Regions from separate parts of the Mus musculus genome. Here region 1 is linked to region 2. A link is a loop called in an ENCODE intact Hi-C map of the cell type or tissue named here. Cell type or tissue: heart. All regions are shown on one strand. Links, peaks and the distances in the headings refer to the core of each region. The heading gives the core; the rest is flanking DNA. Region 1 has its middle 19 kb from the start of Sox7. Region 2 overlaps Rp1l1 (retinitis pigmentosa 1 homolog like 1).

What was found. Peaks named below come from ENCODE experiments on the same cell type or tissue, not always from the same donor. Only the 100,000 strongest peaks of a DNase experiment are listed, where the experiment ranks them.
Region 1: it touches region 2 in a loop (2.5-fold over the local background); 6 of 42 quality-filtered maps call a loop at or near these places.

What each region holds. Positions count from the first base shown.
Region 1 is chr14:63,961,331-63,964,246 of GRCm38, reverse strand. No RefSeq gene overlaps it. Among named protein-coding and RNA genes, the nearest start is that of Sox7, 19 kb to the right of the region's middle. In heart, for the core only: a CTCF peak has its summit at 1,411; a DNase peak (open chromatin) is centred at 1,346.
Region 2 is chr14:64,010,220-64,013,135 of GRCm38, reverse strand. The region is part of intron 1 of Rp1l1 (retinitis pigmentosa 1 homolog like 1); the gene reads right to left. Among named protein-coding and RNA genes, the nearest start is that of Rp1l1, 19 kb to the right of the region's middle. In heart, for the core only: no CTCF peak of the experiment used is centred there; a DNase peak (open chromatin) is centred at 1,295.

The sequences.
Region 1 (2,916 bases), core at 146-2,645, 49 kb after region 2:
AATCAGCCAACCTGGATGTCACAGCCCACTCTACAGGAAGATCTCAGGGAGTTCTGATACCTTCCACTCGATCCATGACGTGGCAGAGCTGAGGGAATACTGGTCACAGAAGCAGGACTCAGAACAAGAGAGACATAGTAAGCAGGGGTGAAACTGTCTGGGAGCTGAGAGGTTGGAGGGAAGGATAAGCATATCTGAGGTATATGCAGCCACACGCTGAGCAAGGCTACATGGTAGTGCACGGATTTCTGGAGAGACGTTCTAATCAGTCCAGATCGAAATAGCATTGAATGGCCAAAGAAATGATTCCATTTCAAGTTAGGTGAACCGGTGAGCTTCCTGGAACTGGTGAGTACAGGCACATACGGGCAAAGGGTGACGTACAGGCATATGGGTGACTCAGAGGTAGCTTTTTCACTGGAAAGGTCACTCTAGCATGAGTGACCACGCTAGAAAGCTGTGTTACTGGAGCCTCCTGCACAACTTGTGGGCAGCTATACCACTGAAGTGTCTCCTCTTCCACAGCAATGATGTGCTGTTTGTGGGAAGCCCCAAGAGAGCATCAAAACCCTTAGACATTTCTTGTGAGTCTTATGAGCCTTCTGAACCTTCTTTTCTCCAGGAGGGAATGTTTGAACTTAGGGGAAACAGACACATGACACTGGCTTGCTCCCATGTTAGATGGAGAAGAGATTGGCCTGTGAACGCTGGATGATGAACTAGATCTAGTGGGAGCAGGATTTGTGACTGGGGAATTCTATATTCCAAGTTCATGGTCCAGGGCACCTGTCTGGAAGACCAACTGTTTTCTAACTCACATGTTTTCCTCTGCCCTCTATCAAAACTACTGCAGGTGTCTAGGAGAGAGAGAGAGAGAAAGAAAGAGAGAGAGAGAGAGAGGAGAGAGAAAGGAAGAAAGAAAGGAAGAAAGAAAGAAAGAAAGAAAGAGAGAGAGAGAGGAAGGAAGGAAGGAAGGAAGGAAGGAAGGAAGGAAGGAAGGAAAGAAAGAAAGAAAGAAAGAAAGAAAGAAAGAAAGAAAGAAAGAAAGAAAGAAAGAAAGAAAGGAAAGAAAGGAAAGGAAGAAAGAAAAATCACATCCTACAAAGCCACGGTCCAACTGTCAGAGAGACACACAGGACAAGTACCCCATGTGGTTTACAGAAAACAGAGACACCTCCAGGCTCAGGAACCCCAGGGCCTTGGTCCCTCCTCCCAGGAAGAGAGGTTTCCATGTTAAGCAAGATAGTACAAGTCAGAGGCTGAGCCTGGCCATCCTGGCTCAGGCTTATTCCCAGCACTGCAGGACATCAGGGCCAAGTTACTGACTCACCCTGCAAGGCTCCACACAGTCACTTCCCTTCAGGGCAGTGGTCCAAGCTTGAAAGTGGGCATCCCTGCAGCCCCGGCCACTAGGGCCTAGGCCTGGAGCCCAGATGGGCCTTTCCAGCATTTCTGAACGAGACTGACTTGCTGCTGGCAATTGTGTTGTGTCCTGGCAGGAAAACTCCAGAACCTCTTGATGGTGGGAACCATTCAGGAAGTCTCCTGGAGGAGTCTGTGCCAGTGGGAAGACTCAGCTGGAGGCTGGGAAAAGTGGTTAAGGCTCTGTGCTTGCCAGGGCTCTGCAGTAGAGGAAACAGGGACCTGGTTCCTGTTCCTTCAACAAACCCAGGGCATCCTGGGATGCAGCGACATGGAAAAGAACCTGCATCAGGTTTAACACAGGGTATTCACTCACCATAGAAGTATAGACAGCGATAAGGAAGACATTCAAACTCATGTTTATTCATTTAAAAGGCAAGTTCCCAGCCTGCTCCAGGAACACTGGGAATAAGCTGAAGAGGGGGAGGGAGGCAGATCACAAATTTGTCACACTCTCAAAATAGCCAGTTTCTAAGAGCTGGGATGTAACTAAGGGGTAAAGACCCCCCCCCCCCACCACACACACACACAACCTGTGCAAGGCTCTGAGTTCAATCCCCAGAACCGTTCAGAAATAAAGCAGCATGTTTCCAAATCAAGAATCTCAACGTTCTAAAGAGACTTTGGGTGAGCATAGACTTTGACTGTAAAAACATCTAGAAGGAACATAGTGAAATATCAGTAGACAGCATCCACCACTGCATATGGAGCTTATAGAAACGGATCTCCCCTGTCCCAAAGGGATCAATGAGAGAACAAGATTTAGTGACCCGAGAATGTGTGTGTGTGTGTGTGTGTGTGTGTGTGTGTGTGTGTGTGTGTATGCATGTGTTTTATATGTGCACCTATATCTATATGTGTATATATGTGTGTGCGCTCACATGTATATATGTACATGTACACACATATAATTCATACATGTATGTGTGTAAATTATATGTATATTGTATATCTATATAATATGTGTGTTAATATGCATGTGTATATGTATAATGCATGCATGTCTATATGTAGATGTATGTAGATGTGTGTGTTTGTATATATGTGTGTATGTATGTGTTTATATGTATGTGTGTTCATGTACACATGTGTAATGCATTGTGTATATGTATATTGCATGTACAGGTATGTATATATGTGCATCTATATAATCTGTGTGCCTGTGTGCATATGCATGTGTGGATATGTATAATGCATGTATATGTATTATGTAGATGCATGTATACATGTGTGTCTGTATATGTGTGTGTGCATTTGTGTGCATGAGTATGTGTGTCTGTTCCCATGTAGCACAGATTTCCTGCCTGGCCATACCCTGGTGAGAACAGCATTCCAAAGTACTTTTGCTCATGCATGGTGCCAGGGTAGGGTGTGGCTTCAGCCTAGTAAGTATCAGAATTCAGAATAGAATTATATTTTTCCAGGATCACTAGAGGGTGACATTACTGGGAAGCTATTTCTCAGCATGGATCATCCCCAGCTACTCCAGCTGAC
Region 2 (2,916 bases), core at 142-2,641:
GCATACCAATTTGCTAAGTCCTTGGTACTCATAAAAGAGCCTGTCTCAAAAATCAAGATGGGCCAGTGAAATGGCTCAGCGGGTCGTGCACCTAACCCTGATAACCTGAGTTTGATCCCGGGACCTCACATTATACAGAGAGCTGACTCTTTTAAGTTGTCCTCTGACCTCCACATATGTGCCATAGCATACATTCACACATGCATGTATATACACACACACACACAACTAATCATATATACACTAGACAAAAACAATCAAAACAACCAGGGCAAAAGAACCATGACTGTAAGGCCTGTAGCAGAAGCCATTAGTTACCAACTAGGAGGTAGCTGCAGCTATTATGCAGGGGAAATTCAAGAACCCCAGGCTCAGGAAGATTCTGGAGGGAGACGCAATGCAGCTGATGAGGGAGGCCCCTAAGGCTGTTGCAGCTGTGGACTGCTAGACTCTACCTGCAAACACTGGGCTTTTGTGTTTGGGGTAAGGCCCAAGCACTGGGATGCTACAAGCTTTCAGTCTGTACTTTTCAAACAGAGCTGGAACTCACTGGGGTCATCCACTGGGCATAGCTGGGCAGCAATCACATGTTACCCCATCATGACATTCGCTCTAGGGACATCTGAAGCTCTAAAAGGAGGGCCAGCCCCCTGTCAGAGCTTTGGAAGGTATGCATTTATGCATCAGGGTAAAGTTGAGGCTGGCAGTCACCTCACTGAAAGGAGCTTGTTTGATGTGACAGTGGTGATAGCAGGATCTGGGGGAGGTGGGCTGTCTAGAAGCAGCCAACCACAGCTGGGCACCATGACAATTTTGGAGCAAAGTGTGGTGTTGCAAAATGGGGCTGGGAACAAGACCCAGGTGTGGGTCTGTGCATACTTAGGCATGTTATTTCAGCCTGTTCTCCTGTTCCTATGAGGCCAGGAGGCTGGGAAACCCCCTCAAACAGAAGAAACCAGTGGCCTGGCAAAGTGCCATGTTTTCCCCTGTGCCCTGGTCTTAAGTGGCAGAGGCTAGGCCAGAGGCAGCTCTCGGATGGTAACATGGCTTCTTCCCTAGCCTGCTTCTGCACAGTGTGGGCAGCCATCCTGGTGTGTAAAAACCAAGGACCATGGACCCCAAAAGCTTCTGCACCCTGGGGACAATAATTTGAAGTCCAAACAGGAAGGGGGACCAGCCCGGAGCACTTGGAACGGTTCCATGGCAGCAGAGTGAGTGACTCTGACACCGCTGTGGCCTCCGAGCAGAGAGCCTCATTTCCTCAAGAATGTTTTTGTCATTTTGTCATCATGCTTCTCACCGTGGTCGAGGTCGCCCTTGAGGCCACTAGAGGCCAAGTCCCGGTGAGGAAGGAAAGAGACAGAGGTGGGGCAGAGCCCAGGAGGAGACCAGGGCGAGGCCTGGGAGAGTCAAGTCTTCGGAGTCCCATCGTCCGTCTACTGAGTGACCCGAAGCAACCTGTAGCCTCCATGGGCAGCAGACACTGGGAAATATTCACAATTCCTGCTTAGGGTCAGCTTAAAGTGGGTAACACTATATGACACTTTATTGGGGATAGAGATATCTCATCTAGAACATTAGAACATTATTCTTCAGCCTCTTCTTACCTGGAACTATATGGAAGCAGTTTTCTGTCCTATATGGATACAGAAGAGGCTGGAGAAATAGTCTCTGTACCTGACATTTGCTAGGCAATTGCCCAACCTTCAAGGCTGTACCCTACCCTAGTATGAGGATGATGGCATAATGTTTCCCAGGGGATAATGTACAGTAGGAGGCACCTCTCACATGCCAGTGCACTGACAGTTACTGATTCTCCTCTAGTTAGACACTAGTCAGTAGCTATTCAGCACAGTTAATGGATTTATATAGCTACTTCCACATAACATACAAGGCAAAAAACTCACTCAGTCCCACCTCTATGTCCGTGTCTTCCTGATTCCCACAGTGACTTGTTTCTGCCTCTCTCATCCCCCAGCCAGTCCATCCTGTATAGCTGTGGGCATATCTGGTTTATTTGTCCTACCAGGTCAGGAGGGATTCAAGAGTCCCCAGCACATAGTGCAGTGTAGCACATTGCTGGTGGTTGGGAAATGTCTGTTGAGTGAATGCATGAGCGGAAGGATAAATGGTCATTGGGTACCGGGTTCCTGAGGTTTTCAGTCTGTAATTGACCTGATGCCCAACCCCTAGGGTGAATGTGAGGAGCCCAGATGACTCTGACAATATTTGAGGTCTGTGAAAGTGAGAGGCCCATCAGTCAGATCACTTTCTCCTGGCCACTTCTTGGGCTGGGTCTGGGGTGGTTACTGCAAGGTAGTTCAGTGTTGAGTGCCCCAAAGCTTCAGAGTTCACCCTGACAGGGAGAGTCAGCATCAAAGGTTAACTATCTGAAGATTGTTTAGGGAAGAGACACAGGCAGAGTGCTCAATGCTCTGAGTTCAATCTGTGTCCTATAGGGATGTGCTTAGGAGACACTGCCAGTGGGAAGCTTTGGCTGCATAGTTGTCTAGCAGGAGAGGAAATGGCACCATTGGGTCAGGTACCCCAGAGTTAAAGAATCCAAGGAACTTGAGGAGACAAATGCAGTCAAGGCCAAGGGCTGTGGCTGAGCTTGAAATGGGGCAGCAAAGACTCTCTCTCCTTTCTTTCTGATCCCCTCCTGGTGCTTCCTATTGTTTAACTGTTATCAGAAGTAAGAGGGCAAACGAGCTAGAGATGGTCAAAAGAATTTATGTCCCTAGCTCAAAGGGCATAGGAGTAAATAGACATTTAATAACCCCCAATGGTTTGTGTTGCTATAACAAAATATCTAAAGCAGAACACTTACAAAAAAAATGTCTATTTAACTCAATGATTTTGGAGTCTTTACGTTCAAGATCAATTGTCCCCATTAGTCCAGCCTTAGGAGAGGGC